Regions from separate parts of the Mus musculus genome. Here all the other regions are linked to region 2. Evidence: chromatin loops called from intact Hi-C (ENCODE). Cell type or tissue: gastrocnemius. All regions are shown on one strand. Each heading gives the region's core, and the rest is flanking DNA. Links, peaks and the distances in the headings are about the cores only.

Region 1 (5,399 bases), core at 1,860-4,359, 140 kb before region 2:
CCCTGTAAACATTCTAACGTTTCACATTTATTCCCAGGTTCTCTGATGTTCTGTGTCCTCAGTGTTGATAGAGAAGCAAACATTGCATAATATTTCCGTTTGTGCTCTTGGACCCAGAACAAGCCCTCCCTCTCTTGGTGTTGCTTTGAGAAGTGCAGTACTTAGCTGAAATTAAATTCCTAGTAGTCACTTAAGGGCACTAACTGAGTCTCCACATGCCAATACCAACAAAAGCAAGAGAAGGCTATTCACTTAATCCCAGCATTTAAAACCAACCCAGGCTGCAGTAAAGAATCACAGGAATTCCTTAATGAACTGTTGAGCCAACAGCTCCACCCTGGCCAGAGAACAGGCAGAGGTCCTGGTGACCAAGAGCAAAGGACCAAGACTGGCCCCTGAGCCTGACTCTTCAACCCCGCTTAAAAATAATAACAACAGTGACTAAGCAACATAGTGTGTTTCTTCTAAAGAAAAGTGTTTGAGAAGTTGGAGGCTTATCCTGGAATTTGTGTATAAACTACAAAAGTCACTGGTCAAAATGTATCACTCCTAAAAGTGTAACAAACAACAAAGGCCAGCTCACTAGGCAGCATGGTCCTAAAATGTTAGAACTCAAGAGTCAGAGGGAGAAAAGATGGCTGGTCTGAGATCAGTTCAGGCTACAGTAGGCAGTTTAAAGCTAGGCTGGGATATAGAGCAAGACAACCTAAAAGCATCATTTTAGGAGAGTCTTCTGTCAAGTTGTGCCTTCCCAGTCCTTAAGCCGTTCATGGCCCTGATGTCTGCCTTCTTCGTGGACAGACCCTTTCACCCCACGCCTCTCTCAGCTGATAATACAGGTTTCCACATTCAAGTGCCTGTAGGCTAGGCATGCTGCCACAGGAAGTATTCAGGAAGCACAGGCAGGAGAATGGAAACTTTGAGGCTAGCCTAGGGTACAGATACCTTCTCTGTCACTTTCTTAATGCCACACAGTGACTTTGACAATTTCAGGATTTCTCTATCCCTAACCCAAAGGCAGACTCATCTCTGACTAATGAAAGAAATGATTGTTTGCAAGGATTTCCAAGGCTATCCCAGCTTCCAACTTTCCTAGGCCATCCCAGCTTTCCCACGTAACCTCTCAAGAGCCTCGGCTAACTGATACTGCTCCCCCCCACCCCCCATTTCACTGTGAACAGTCCCCTGGGACTTATCTCTGCTACTCTGTCCCTTTAGCCTTTATTTTTCGGTCAAATTGGAAGCAACCACATATCACAGCAAGGTCAGAAGATGGTGCCAGCCCCCCTGGAACTGAAGTTCCAGGTCGTGAGACTGGACAGGGATGCTGGGGAAACAAACCTGGTTCCTCTGGAAGAACAGCTAACGTTCGTTCATAGCCACTAAGTCATCTCTCCAGTCCCATTCCTTAAATCCTGTCAGCCTGCTGGGTGGTGGTGGCTCACGCCTTTAATCCCAGTACTGGGGAGGCAGAGGCAGGCGAATCTCTGTGAGTTCAAGACCAAGCTGGTCTACAGAGTGAGTTCCAGGACAGCCAGGACTACACAGAGAAGACTAGTCTCAAAAAACAAACAAACAAAAAAAAAACAAAACAAAAAAACAAAAAAACAAAAAAAAAACCAAAAAACAAAAAACAAAAACAGACAACAAAACCAACAAAACAAAATCATGTTAGTCTGTTGGAAGATGGACCTGGGGTCACTGAGCCTCTTTTTCTGTTGTCCAATCTGTCTATGTAGTAAAATCGTTCTCTGCCTTTACCACCATTGTCTTTAACTGGTTCAACTTGGGGCTTGTGAACTCCTGGACCCAGGCCTTTTGCCCTATGTCCTCCAGTAACAACCCAACTAACACAGCATGACAAAAGTTCAGCCAACAGACACCTTGCAGGAGCAGGGGTGGGGGGTGGGGGCAAAGGCAGGTGCAGGACCCCAGCAACACCTGGTGCAGGACAGCAGACCAACCAGCAGCTTCATCATGTCAGCAAACCTCCACAGTAACTTGTATTATTTGCTGGTGGAAACAGGAAAGCTGCCAGGAGTCCCTGCAAACTGTCAAGTGAAATAGAACATGGCGCATCGCTTGCTCTTTGTGGCTGGAGAGAGGAAATGGCAGACACAGAAAGACAGATGACCCGCAATATGCGTGCATCTGCTCCTGAGCCTGAGACTCCTGAATCAGCAGTAGGAACCCGGGCTCCCAGGAAGGCAGTGTGCACCTCTGCAGCCCGCTCCCTGCATCTAACCTGCAGGGAACCCCTCAGAGAGCTTGGGCTTCCGGGAGAGCATGGCTGTAGGGGAGGCCTCTTCTAAAAAGTCTTTATGAAAGGAATTGAGGAAAACAAAACTATCAGGTGACATGGGGCAGGAGTTAGAGAAGCCAAGTGATTATGTAAAGCTTTGCTTGGGAGTTTAAATAAGATGACCTCATTTTAACAATTGCTGTTCAGTGTTGGGCAATAGACTCTTAGGGATTTATGGTTTGTTTTGACAGAGTTTCTCCATGTAGCCCTGGCTGTCCTGAAACTTGCTTTGTAGATCAGGCTGACCTCAAACTCACAGATATCTGCTTGTCTCTGACTCCCAAGTGCTGGGATTAAAGGCATACGTTACCACCTCTTGACAGCTGACGTTCAGTTTTTATTAAGATCTGGAATCTAAGGTTAGCATGAAGAACCAACTCAGTGAGCAAGTGACTGCCCACCCAGACACCAGGCTCTGACCCAGCCAGTCCCTGTTGCTGGACAAACACTCTGAGGGCTCTCTAAGCAGGGAACTAGGTAACTCTCTTGGTAACTAGATAACTCTCCTCTAGGTTACTAGGATTCACCTTACAGATCCCGTTGGCAGATCCTGTTGGTTGATCGCCTGCCAGATCATGTGCCCACCTCCAGGGTCTTCCTATACATCAGTTCCAGGAACAGATTCATTTAATTATTTACTTCTTGGTATTTTTCAAGATAGGCTCTCGCTGGCCTGAAACCCACTGCTTTTATTTTATTGTGCACTGTGGCCACATGCAGGCCAGAGGACAGCTCTCCAGGCTGGTTCTCTCCTGCCACCTTGTGGGACCTGGGGTTGGAACTCAGCCCAGTCAGGTTTAAACACAAGCACCTCCATCAGCTGAGCCATCGCCAAGGCTCTTACTTAACAGTTACTCTTGGCTGATCCTACACCCACAATTACAAAGACACGTGCTCATCCATCACGGAAATGATGTTCAGCTGGGCACCTCAGCATTTAGAGCCGTCTGCTGACTGATTCTTCAATGCTTTCCCCGGCTTTAGGGAGTAGCAGGGGGAGGGGGGCAAGCTCTGAACCCAAATCCAACTTCTATCTCTTACTATTATTTTGTATCTATCATCCAACTATCTATCTATCTATCTATCTATCTATCTATCTATCTATCTATCTATCTATCTATCTATCTATCCATCCATCCATCCATCCATCCATCCATCCATCTATCTATCTATCTATCATCTATCTATCATCTATCTATCTATCTATTTATCTATCTATCTATCTATCTATCTATCTATCTATCTATCTATCTATCATCTATCTATCCATCCATCTATCTATCTATCTATCTATCTATCTATCTATCTATATCTTCAAGACAGAGTTTATGTGTGCGGTTGTCCTGGAACTCACTCTGTAGACCAGGCTGGCCTTGAAATCAGGTATCTACCTGCCTCTTTCTGCCTTGAGTGCTGTGATTAAAAGTGTGCATTACCACAACAGTGTGTGTGTGTATACACTCTGTTGTGGTAATACACGCACACCCACCCACCCACACACACATACAAATACATACATATACATATATATATATGTGTGTATACATATATATATATGTATATGTATGTAAATATAATTTTTTTGAGGCAGCGTCTCTCACTGAACTTGGAGCTCACTGGTTCAGCTAGCTGGACTGATCAGCGGGTTGTCTTCAGTCCACAGCACTGGGACTGCATCATGGGTCACCACACCCACCTCCTGCTGCAGGATGGGTCTCCACGCCTGGCTCCTGCTAGTACTTTATTCACTCATGGAAAGGGAACTGGGCACGTGAAAAGCTGTGGGAGAAAAGGGAGACAGAGCCAGGAGTGCTTCGTAAACTCTAGACCTCTCAGTGCTGAGCTCTGAGGCAGTTCAGCAGGCTCACCTGCCCGAAGCGCCACTCCTTCAGCACGCATGAGAAAACAGGGTGAAACTGGTCCTCCTACCAGAAAATGTTTTTCTTCTGTAAATGTAGCAAACATGAGAGTTATACATCACATTTTCCAAAGGGTCAGGTGTTTATTCTAGCATTGTGGTTTCTTCTTGAAATGCTTTCTACTTTTCACTGGAATATAGCAAATGTGAATATATATGTAGCAGTGTAGCATTTGACCCGTGGAGACAATACTGAATATTAGCACATCTTAAATACATGTTCTATATGCATGAGTGTTTTGCCTGCATGTTTGTACACCACATGGGTCCTTGGTGCCTGTCTGTGGAGGTCAAAAGGGTGCATGCGATCCCCGGAACTGAAATACGGATGATGGTAAGCCTGCATTTGGTGAACCCAGGTCCTCTGCTGGAGTAACAAGTTCTCCTAACCACTGAGCCGTCTCCAGCCCCAGGGACTGACTCTCGGGAAGCCCAGGTGCTGGAGCTCCGTCTGCCTGAGCGGTTTATGTGGGAGGAAATGCTGGATACAGCAGATTACTAACAAACCGGTAAAATGCCAGGCATTGTCACACACCTTCAAAGCCAGTACTTTGGAGGCAGAGGCAGGGGGATTTCTGTGAGTTGGGAATACAACTGGTTTACATATTGAGTTTCAAGACAGCCAGGGCTATATAGTGAGACCCTGTCTCAAAATAGATAAGTAAATAAATAAGTAAATAAAGGGATTAATAAATACATTGGCAAACTGTCAGTCCACATTTTTTTCTCTCACCTTTATTTTCTTCTTTTCATATTCTTAGGAAGATTTAGAGTATTCTAAACTCCTGGGGAAAATTTTTTTTTCCTTCTCGCTCCGGCCCAAAGATTGATTTATTTATTATATGTAAGTACACTGTAGCTGTCTTCAGATACACCAGAAGAGGGCATCAGATCTCATTACAGATAGATGGTTGTGAGCCACCATGTGGTTGCTGGGATTTGAACTCAGGACCTCTGGAAGAGCAGTCAATTGTCTTAACAGCTGATCCATTTCTCCAGCCTCTCTGGGAAACTTTTTTAAAAAGACAAACATTTGCCATCTGTTCACACATGGATGACAAGTGTGCAGGAATATGTAAAAATAGCACTAAAATGGTAAAAACTGGGTCTATTTCTTAACTTTTATGGAGAGAACACAGATAACCTTGAGAATCTAAGAAAGAAAAATGTAGGTCTTCT
Region 2 (5,399 bases), core at 1,980-4,479:
TCATATATGCTAATAATAAATAAAATATTTTAAAAAAAAAGAAGTTTATATATTTTTTAAAGAAACTAAAAAGGAGGCAAAATATTTTGGCATATAATATAGCTGTAATCCCAGTAACTGGGAGGCAGGAGCAGGAAAACCATAAACTCCTGCCAGCCTAGGCTAGACATGAAAATCAGCATGAGAGCAGCTGGAGAGATGGCTCAGCATCTAAGAGCACTGGCTTCTCATGCAGAGGACCTGGGTTTGATTCCCAACATCCACATGGTGGCTTGCCATGGTCTGTAATTATAATTCCAGAGGATTGGATGCCCTGTTCTGACCTCTGTGGCTACACACACACACACACACACACACACACACACACACACACACACACGTGCACATACATACGTGTAGGCAAAACACCCAGGAATAAGCTAGTGGAAAGGTGATTACGCAAATGAGCACACATGTTATCACTTCTTAGCTATTCTGAGGGAAGGAACATAGAAGCCTAGCTCATTATCTAAGCCAGGAAAACAAAGCACCCAGTGTGCGTGTGTGTGTCTCTGTGTGTGAGTGTCTCTGTGTGTGTGTGTGTGTGTGTGTGTGTGTGTGTGTGTGTGTGTGTGTGCTTGAGACTGGATCTTACTAAGTAACCCTTTTTTTTTTTTTTCTTTTTCGAGACAGGGTTTCTCTGTGTAGTCCTGGCTGTCCTGGAACTCACTCTGTAGACCAGGCTGGCCTCGAACTCAGAAATTTGCCTGCCTCTGCCTCCCAAGTGCTGGGATTAAACACCCAGCCACTATGTAACTTTTGATGTCTTGGAACTTGCTATGTTGACCATGTTGACAGAGATCTGCTTGCCTGTGTATTGGGATTAAAGGCATGTGCCACCATACCTGGCCTATACAATTTTAATTGGCGGTAAATACGGAACATAAAATCTTACTTGAATGAAGAGCCAAGACTACAGATAAGCAAGCATTCTGCTTATAAAAAAAGCATAAAAGTTATTTTTCAAGTCAAAGTATGGTAATAACGTGACCTTACGAGTGTAGTTTATATATTGTTAAATGTCCACTAAAATGTGTTAAAAGCCCTTTTGAACTACTGACACCTTTATTAGGGGCTCATAGGAGCTCAGTACACTGGAGCAGGGGACCACACATCACATTAATAACAAGAGCTAATCACAAATGTACAGGTGTGTGTATACATGTATGTGAGAGCATTGGTGTGCACATGTATATGCATGTGTGTATATATATATATATATATATATATATATACGTATATATATATACACACATATGTATATGTGAGTATACATCTATGCATGTGTGTACATACAGGAATGTCTGTTGTGTGCATGTGTACATATACATATGTGTGTATGTATGTATATGCATGTCTGTATGTGCTTGTGTATGTATTTTACCTGTGTGTGTGTTTGTATGTATGTGTCTGTGTATGTGCATATGTGTATGTGCATGTGTCTATACATATGTGCACATGTGTATATACATGTGTCTGTGTGTGCTTGTGTGTATATGTGAGTTTGCTTGTGTGTGCATGTGTGTATATACATACTATGAATGTATATGTATATATATATATGCTGTCTGTGTGCTTGTATGTTGATATACATGTGTGTATGTGTGTGACTGTGTGTGCTTGTGTGTGCATGTTAATATGTGTGTATGTGTATGCATGTATATGTGCATGATATATGTGTGTAGATATATATGAGACCCAATAGGGTCTCCCTATGTAGCCCTGGCTGGGTTGAAACTTGCTCTGTAGCCCTGGCTGTCCTCACATTTACAGAAATCCTCCTGCCTCTGCCTCCCAAGTGCTGGGATTAAAGGTTTGCTGCACCACAACTGGCACTTTTTACATTTTTTTTTCTATTGTATTTTATTATTTTAGACTTTTTTCAGTTCTATGTTTTTAAACATTTCACATGAACACATCGGCACGACTGAGCTTCACCTGCTGCCACCGGAGGACTTTAGTTCATGCAAACAATGTGTTGTGCCTGGAGTTCTCTCTTAGTGAATACCAGGTGGAACATGGGGCTATTTTTGACAAAGTCAAAGTTATACCCATAGAATAATGAAATGCCATGTAGCTGGGAGGACATTTTCACCATTACAAATGCTCTAACTGTTAAAGGAATGCTAGTGCTTTCTACCTGGGTCCCCAGTGAGAGTCTGAGGGGCGTGCTGGGCCAGCCTAGGGCTGATGTGCCAGGGAAAAGTTAGTGATCCCCAAAACACACACAGGAGCTGATCTGATGCAACTCACAGCAGGGTCTCTATTCTATTCTCGAGCTAGCTCCCCCCCCCCACTGTCACGAAGAACGGTTTTGGTGGTGGGGGAGCCCGGAATATCTATCAGGGCAAGACTTTAGAGTAAGCAGCAAGCAGGGAGTGTGTGTGCAAGCATCTAATTGGCAAGCTCCTGTGACCTTTAGCATAATTGGCTGGTGCTGGGAGTGCTTCTGCTCCCTCTGCATTGGTGGTCCTTAGGCAGGGGGTGGGCTTGTAACCTGGGGTGCAGGTTTGTTGGGGGAATCACCTGGAGACACTGGTCTTGTTGGGGGTGTAACCTAGAGACTGGAGCTAGGCTCAGGTTTTGTTGGGGGGCAACTTGGAAACTCATGCTAGGTACCAGCCTGTTAGTTTACCCGAGTTCAAACTTAGGTCAGGTTCTCTGAAATGGAGTCTGAATTTAAAACCTTTGGCCTCTTGGGCAAAGGCCAGTGCCGCCACCTCAGCAGCTGTGCAAGGAGTTTCCTTTTGCTCTGTTTCTTTGGCCTTCTCAAGATGTCAGTCTCCTCCTGCATCTTCAGATCAGTTTCGGGGGGCAATGGTGGTAGAGGAGGGCAGGTGTAAGAGGGTTCCTGTAGGCAAACTGCCACCTGGTATTTTGGGCTGTGTTAACTGAGGGGCTAAAGACAAAGTGCATTAACGAGACACAGCACGTTTTCCTTGTATGTCTTATGAAGAATTTATCCAAGGCGAACATATTAATTTTTTGTTTGAACTAGTTTGTTCTTGTTTTTTCAAGACAGAGTTTCTGTGTGTCGCCCTGGCTGTCCCAAAACTCACTCTGGTGACCAGGCTGGCCTCGAACTCAGAAATCCGCCTGCCTCTGCCTCCTGCGAGTGCTGGCCTTAAAGGCATGTGCCACCTCGTCTGCCATGCCAAGCTGAGCTTTTGACTTTGAGCAAGATGCCAGAAAAAATGTCTTTAGGGTGCAGAGGAACCGAGGTCATCCTTCAGCCAGGAGAGCTGGACGATCAGTACCCCTCGGGGCTGTCCCTGCTGCTTCCTGGTAACAGCAGCAGCTCTAGAAGACTTTGACTTACTTGTCTCCACCAGACTGATGCGGTTTGATGAGAGCCAAAGCCTCAGCATCCCCCAAAATGGCTCTAAGAGCAGCCACGGACTTTACAGCAACAGCGACACCTACCGACCAGCTGGAGGAGCGGACGGAGGTCGGTTCTAGGAACCGTAGCTTCTAGACCGCTTCCAGGTCTCTTCTGATTGCCCGCCCCTCTCTCAGAGCATCCTGTGTTTTGTCACTACCCTCTTACAGGGGTCAAACGACGGTCTAACACTTTGTTCTTAAAAATAAGCATTAGGAATGCTCTGCGCGGACAGAGGCTGAATCTGAAACTATTCTCTTCTCACTTGCTGACTTCTAGCACACTGTAGCAGTCCATTGGTGCCTCGTCTTTATTTTCTTTTAACTACATTATATCTATTCATCCATCCATCCATCTGCCTGTCTGTCCATCTATATATCAGTGAGCCCTGTTCGTATGCTGTCGAGCATGGCTCTAGAATTCGGAAGCCGACTTTCCCGAGTCTCCTTCCACTGGGTATTGGGGATTGAACCCAGGTCTTTAGGCTAGGAGGTGCACGTCTTTCCCACTGAAGCATCTCCCAGGTTTTGGTGTCGAGTCTTTTAAGTATTACGCATGCTCATAACAGCCAAAGAACACTCCATGCTGGCATGGGAGGACCCGAGTGTGTGCACCATGTATGGATAGTGCTTTTCCGTAGAGAGTACTCAGCTGAAGATGGTACAGTCTATGTTCTAGTATTACCAAATGTCTGCCATTTGACCCTCCTCTGAGAAAAGGCTTAGAAGGTGACGAGTAAGCACAACCACCTACAGGTGGCGCTGTCTGTCCATTTTCACCTTTGTGGTGCTTAATCCCTTTGAAGAAATCCGGAGCCCGACAAAGATAGCTCGGTCGCTCTCTCTCTCTCTCTCTCTGTCTCTCTCTGTCTCTCTCTCTCTCTGTCTCTCTCTCTCTCTTGGTTTTTCGAGACAGGGTTTCTCTATGTAGCCCTGGCTGTCCTGGAATTCACTCTGTAGACCAGGCTGGCCTCGAACTCAGAAATCCGCCTGCCTCTGCCTCCCAAGTGCTGGGATTAAAGGCCTGTGCCACCACTGCCCGCCCCACCCTGGGATTTTTACTGAGTGTTAGAGATCTGAATTCAGTTCTGCACACTTGCCCAAGAAACAACCAACTAAATAAACTTGCTAGCCTTCCATTATCTTTAAGCATTCTCAGTGCTTTAACTTATTATTTTGTGTGCACGGATGTTTTGTGTGTCTGTGTAGCGTGTGCATGCAGGGTCTGTGGAGGCTGATAGAGGGCGTTGGGTTCCATGGAATTGGAGTTGCAGACAGCTGTGAGCTGCCATGTGGTTGCTGGGAACTGAACTTGGGTCCTCTGGAAGAACAGCCAGTGTTCCTAACCTCTGAGCCATCTCTCTAAAATTATTTGTTATTGTGATTGTGTTTGTGTGTGTGTGCATATAAGTGCATGGACACTCGGAAGATTAAAGCAGGGAGGTCATGAGTTCAAGGCTATTCCAGGCTATATAGCAAGTTCTAGTCCAGCCTGGGCTACTCACTGAGAACTGTCAGGGAAACAAAGGATAGGTCATGGTGGCTCACACCTATGATTCTAGTACCTGGGGGCTGAGATAGGAGGATTGCCACCTGTTTGAAGCCAACCTGGACTTCACCTGTGTTGCAGGCTTATGAAGCTGCAGAGCGAAACTTTGTCTAAAAGCAAAACAAGCCGGACGTGGTGGTGCATGCCTTTAATCCCAGCACTTGGGAGGCAGAGGCAGGCAAACTTCTGAATTGGAGGCCAGCCTGGTCTACAGAGTGAATTCCAGGACAGCCAGGGCTACACAGAGAAACCCTGTCTCGAAAAACTGAAAAAACAAACAAACAAACAAAAGCAAAGCAAAACAAAACCTCACAAATTCTAACCAAAAACACCAAAATTCTGGAAAAAAAAAAATGAACCAAAGGAGAAAGTGAAATGATTTAGGTAACACCAGTTCTGTCCCAACGTGGAGTCTGCCGCTCAGCCTTGGGTG
Region 3 (5,399 bases), core at 1,860-4,359, 110 kb before region 2:
AGCAGGTCCTGGCTCGTGTGTGGTTCCTTGCTTTTGACGGATGCAATCTGACCAGAGAGAGCTGGAAGGCCATAGAGCAGGCCAACTTCTCCAAGCTGAACCTGCAGCACATCCAGGCCCCGCTCCCCTTGACCTTGGTGCGGCCCCACATCTATGGCTATGCTGTGAAATAGAGTGAGGTGGTGGGAGAGATCCGGTCTGCTCCACGCTGGTTCCAGGCTTCCGTTTTAGATGTAAAATTCTCACTGGGAGGGGTGAAAATCAAATTCATCCCTACAGGTTTCTGTTTAGCCATTTTCTATGTTGTTTCTTACCGAATCAAAACCAAATCAGAGCAGCTTTGAACTCTCCCTCCAAAGGGACCGAAGGTCTCTCATAGGCCTTTGAAAAGGAAGCAGTGGGGGAGACTTACAGCTTGCAAACCGAATAAATAAATCCCAGAAAATCGAAAATCCACGGCTGACTAACACAGGAACACCTCCTTCCCTCCCCCATCCTGGTAAGAAGGAATCAGAACCCACTTGCTGTCCTGGTGTTACTAGTCTGCTTTGGCTGCCACCTGTGCTCTGGCCAGTGGCTCTCTGTCCTTCGACTGAGGGTTTTGCCACTGGCTGCTGCACTGTCCTGCACTCCACAGCTCGTATAAGTGCACTTTACACACCAGCGTCATCACAGAACTGCACAGAACAGATGGGAATTCTCTGCAGGGAGACACTTAGCATCCAAATGACACACACACAGTTAGTAGATCTTAGCCATTTTGGAAGGATCAGAGTGGGGTGTGACTGTGTGGCTATGATCTTTCAATCTTTGCTTTCTCCCCCACCCTCTCTTAGAAGTGACATACTAGGGACTGAACCCAGGGCTGAGAGCATGCTATGCAAGACTACACTATCAGGGGCTGGTGAGATGGCTCAGTGGGTAAGAGTACCCGATTGCTCTTCTGAAGGTCCGAAGTTCAAATCCCAGCAACCACATGGTGGCTCACAACCATCCCTAACGAGATCTGACTCCCTCTTCTGGAGTGTCTGAAGACAGATACATTGTACTTACATATAATAATAATAATAATAATAATAATAATAATAATAATAATAATAATAATAAAAAAACATATTGAACCAGGCCTCAATCGTAGATTAAGAATGTTGTTCAGGGGCTTTGTTTTGATACAGGGTCTCACTATGTAGCCTAGGCTGGCCCCAAACTCACAGAGATCCACCTGCCTCTGCCTCCTGTGTGCTGATCAAAGTCCTGTGCCACTCCACACCATCCAGGATGAGTTCAGAAAGAGAACAACAAAAAGCAAAACAATGAAGCAATATGTTTAAAAAATGCTAAGGGTCTTACCATGTAGCCCAGGCTGGCCTGGAACTCTTGATCTTCTTGCTGCAGCTATATGAGTGTTGGGATCGCAGGACTGTCTCACCATGAACAGTAAGTGTGCATATGCAAATATGTGTGCACGCACACTCACACACAGATACATAGACCCCCTACACACACCTAGAAGTTTTCTTGGGGTGCTGGGGTTGAACCTGGGCCTAGTGCATGAAGGAAGCACTTTTTTTTTTTTTAATTATTAGCTGAGGACTGAACCCAGAGCCTTGTGCTTGCTAGCCAAGTGCTCTACCTCTGAGCTAAGTCCCCAACCTCCCCTGCCCAACCCTGAGAGGCAAGCACTCTTGACTGATCTATAGCCCTGGTTTATTTTTTCTTTAACTGATGCTTAATATTGAGTACCTACTATGTGTTCTGCTCTTGAATAAGCTATGAAGAAATTGTCTCTTCAGTCATCACTGAAGAAAATGCATAGATGCCAGGACATGTGATCCTACCTACCTTGGGGAAGAGCAGGGGCTGCTTTGAGCTGAACTCAAAGAATGAATGGAGCTGCATGGAGCAGTTTGGGTGGCAGTTGCTTGAAAAGAAGAAATTCATGTTCAAGAACTGAAGGCCAGCCAGATGAAATGGCTCAATGGTAAAGGTGCTTGCTGCCTGGTGACCTGGGATCCACACAGTGGAAGGAGAGAGCCAACTCACAAAGTTGTCCTCTGACCTCTCTCTACACATGCATCATAGCAGGTACACGCCCACACAAATAAATGAGCAAGTAAAAGCACTGGGTATATGGCACCACATATAAACCTGGCACTCAGAGGTAGTATGGCCAGCCAGGGTAACATAGTGAAGCCCTGCCTCAAAACAGCCTGAGTGAAGGGCAGGTTCTGTGTTCACAGCCACTTCCACTGGTCTCTTAAGACAAGGGGTGAGAGCCGCACAAGTATTTCGATGGATTACCTCCCACTCCCACCCCTGTAAACATTCTAACGTTTCACATTTATTCCCAGGTTCTCTGATGTTCTGTGTCCTCAGAGTTGATAGAGAAGCAAACATTACATTATGGTTCCATTTGTGGTCTTGGCCCCAGAACAAGCCCTCCCTCTTGGTGTTGCTTTGAAAATCACAGCACTTAGCTGACATTAAATTCCTGGTAGTCAGTTAAGGGTACTGACAGTGCACTGAGTCTCCACATGCCAATACCAACAAAAGCAAGAGAAGGGTATTTCTTAATCCCTGTGTTTAAAATCAAACCAGGCTGCAGTAAAGAATCACAGGAATTCCTTAATGAACTGTTGAGCCAACAGCTCCACCCCGGCCAGAGAACAGGCAGAGGTCCTGGTGACCAAGAGCAAAGGACCAAGACTGGTCACTGAGCCATTTAAAATTAATTCCTCAACCCATTTAAAATTAATAACAACAGTGGCTAAGCAATATAGTATGTTTCTTCTAAAGGGAAGTGTTTGAGAAGTTGGAGGCTTATCCTGGAATTTGTGTATAAACTACAAAAGTCACTGGTCAAAATGTATCACTCCTAGAAGTGTAACAAACAACAAAGGCCAGCTCACTAGGCAGCATGGTCCTAAAATGTTAGAACACAGGAGTCAGAGGGAGAAAAGATGGCTGGTCTGAGATCAGTTCAGGCTACAGTAGGCAGTTTAAAGCTAGGCTAAGATATAGAGCAAGACAACCTAAAAGCATCCCCAAATCTTAGGAGAGTCTTCTGTCAGGTTGTGCCTTCCCAGTCCTTAAGCAGTTCATGGCCCTGATGTCTGCCTTCTCCATGGACAGACCCTTTCACTCCATGCCTCTCACAGCTGATAATACAGGTTTCCACATTCAAGTGCCTGTAGGCTAGGCATGCTGCCACAGGAAGTATTCAGGAAGCAGAGGCTGGAGAATGGTAACTTTAAGGCTAACCTAGGGTACAGATACCTTCTGTACTGGCTAGTTTTGTGTCAACTTGACACATCTGGAGTTATCACAGAGAAAGGAGCTTCAGTTGAGGAAATGCCTCCATGAGATCCAATTGTAAGGCATTTTTTCAATTAGTGATCAATTAGTGATCAAGGGGGAAAGGCCCCTTGTGGGTGGTGCCATCTCTGGGCTGGTAGTCTTGGTTCTATAAGAGAGCAGGCTGAGCAAGCCAGGGGAAGCAAGCAAGCCAGTAAAGAACATCCCTCAGTGGCCTCTGCATCAGCTCCTGCTTTCTGACCTGCTTGAGTTCCAGTCCTGACTTCCTTCAATGATGAACAGCAGTATTGGAAGTGTAAGCTGAATAAACCCTTTCCTCCCCAACTTGCTTCTTGGTCATGATGTTTGTGTAGGAATAGAAACCCTGACTAAGACACCTTCTCTGTCTCTTTCTTTATGCCACATAGTGATTTGACAATTTCAGGATTTTTCTAAACCTAACCCAAAGCCAGACTCATCTCTGACTAAAGGAAGAAAAGCTTGTTTGCAAGGATTTCCAAGGCTATCCCAGCTTGCAACTTTCCAAGGCTATCCCAGCTTTCCCATGTAACCTCTCAGGAGCCCCCAGCAACTGATACCCACTCCACACACACACCCCATTTCACTGTGAACAGTCCCCTGGGACTTATCTCTGCTACTCTGTCCCTTTAGCTTTTCTACTGCTGTCAAATTGGAAGCAACCACATATGCCAGCAAGATTTCTCAGGTACCATCCCTGGTCCAGACCCCATTCCAGCAGCTTTGGGTTTCAGTGACCTGCGCTTGCCATGGATGACACGGGCAGAGCCTTTTGGGCCAGTGGAGGACAACCGTCTCTGAGGTCAGGCTGTAACTTGGAGAATGAGTAAGCTCCCCAAACCAGCTTTTCCCCCAACCCCAAGCAGCAAGAGCTACTCTGCCTCTATGCAGAACCAGACAGACACAGGCTTAACACATAAAGACAAAATAAATCTTACAAAAAATAAAAGCAACCATGCCATAAGGTAAACTTGTGTCGTACATCTGATAAATAATTTTAAGTGTTTTCTCCTATACAAGAAGGAGGGGTTTAAGAGCGGAGAAGACGGCTCAGCGGATAAGAGCACTAACTGCTCTTCTGAAGGTCCTGAGTTAAAAATCCCAGCAACCACACTGTGGCTCACAACCACCCTTAATGAGATCTGACGCCCTCTTCTGGTGCATCTGAAGACAGCTACAGTGTACTTATGTATAATAATAAATAAATCTTTGGGTCGGAGCGAGCAGGGACTGAGGGAGTGGAGTTGACTGGAGCATGCAGCGGTCCTAAAAAAATTCAATTCCCAACAACCACATGAAGGCTCACAACCATCTGTACAGCTATAGTATACTCACTTACATAAAATTAATAAATAAATCTTTTAAAAAATGAGTTGAGTGGAGAAGATGGGGCTGGAGAGATGGCTCAGTGGTTAAGAGAACTGACTGCTCTTCCAAAGGTCCTGAGTTCAATTCCCAGCAACCACATGGTGGCTCACAACCATCTGTAATGGGATCTGATGCCCTCTTTGGTGCATATGAAGACAGAGACAGTGTACTTACATATAATAAATAGATAAATCTTAAAAAAAAATGGAGATCCACTCTTCAGGGCCTTCCCAGTGGAAACTGCATCTAGTACTTCTTCTAGGGAAGTCTTACAGCCCCTACTCCAGAGTTAAAATGATCACATGGCCAATAAAAGTACTTAGAATACTTAAGATATTTCTAGGAAACTAAAAAGGAGCCCAAGAAGAGGGAGGAAAAAGAGGTCTTGGTGTTAGTGACCCCAAGGGTAAGAGAAGGAATGTCATAGGCCAGGTGTCCTGTTGTGGTTGGCACACCTTCAATCCCAGCACTCCCAGGCTAGAGAAGGGCAGGTTTCTGAAAGTCCCAGGCCAGTCAGGTCTACCTGGTGAGAGCTTGTCTCAAAACAAAACAAAAACCAATAGGATACAAAAGCAGGAGTGGGATTCCGAAGGAGAGCCACAAGCAAGGACTGGGTGAGCCAGCAGGGAAGGCGTGGGGATTGGAGAGAGTGAAACCTGCCGGGGCTGGAGAGATGGCTCAGCAGTTAAGAGCACTGA

What was found. A loop is a pair of places that touch in the nucleus more often than their neighbours do. Peaks named below come from ENCODE experiments on the same cell type or tissue, not always from the same donor. Only the 100,000 strongest peaks of a DNase experiment are listed, where the experiment ranks them.
Region 1: a loop joins it to region 2, with 2.5 times the contacts of the local background. A loop is called at or near these places in 9 of 42 quality-filtered maps.
Region 3: a loop joins it to region 2, with 4 times the contacts of the local background. A loop is called at or near these places in 5 of 42 quality-filtered maps.

Annotation. Positions count from the first base shown.
Region 1 is chr15:100,318,261-100,323,659 of GRCm38, forward strand. It overlaps a transcript of Mettl7a1 not described here. Among named protein-coding and RNA genes, the nearest start is that of Mettl7a3, 14 kb to the right of the region's middle. In gastrocnemius, for the core only: a CTCF peak has its summit at 3,059 (motif pointing left); a DNase peak (open chromatin) is centred at 3,027; H3K27ac peaks cover 1,528 bases.
Region 2 is chr15:100,454,088-100,459,486 of GRCm38, forward strand. All of the region lies in intron 1 of 5330439K02Rik (a long non-coding RNA gene), which reads right to left. Among named protein-coding and RNA genes, the nearest start is that of 5330439K02Rik, 12 kb to the right of the region's middle. In gastrocnemius, for the core only: CTCF peaks have their summits at 3,465 and 4,164 (motif pointing right); DNase peaks (open chromatin) are centred at 3,448 and 4,177; H3K4me3 peaks cover 294 bases; H3K27ac peaks cover 701 bases.
Region 3 is chr15:100,339,287-100,344,685 of GRCm38, forward strand. Mettl7a3 (methyltransferase like 7A3) reads left to right here. Exons shown (of 2, transcript NM_001081471.1): 2 at 1-883. The coding sequence ends at 173. Among named protein-coding and RNA genes, the nearest start is that of Mettl7a3, 7.1 kb to the left of the region's middle. In gastrocnemius, for the core only: no CTCF peak of the experiment used is centred there; no DNase peak of the experiment used is centred there.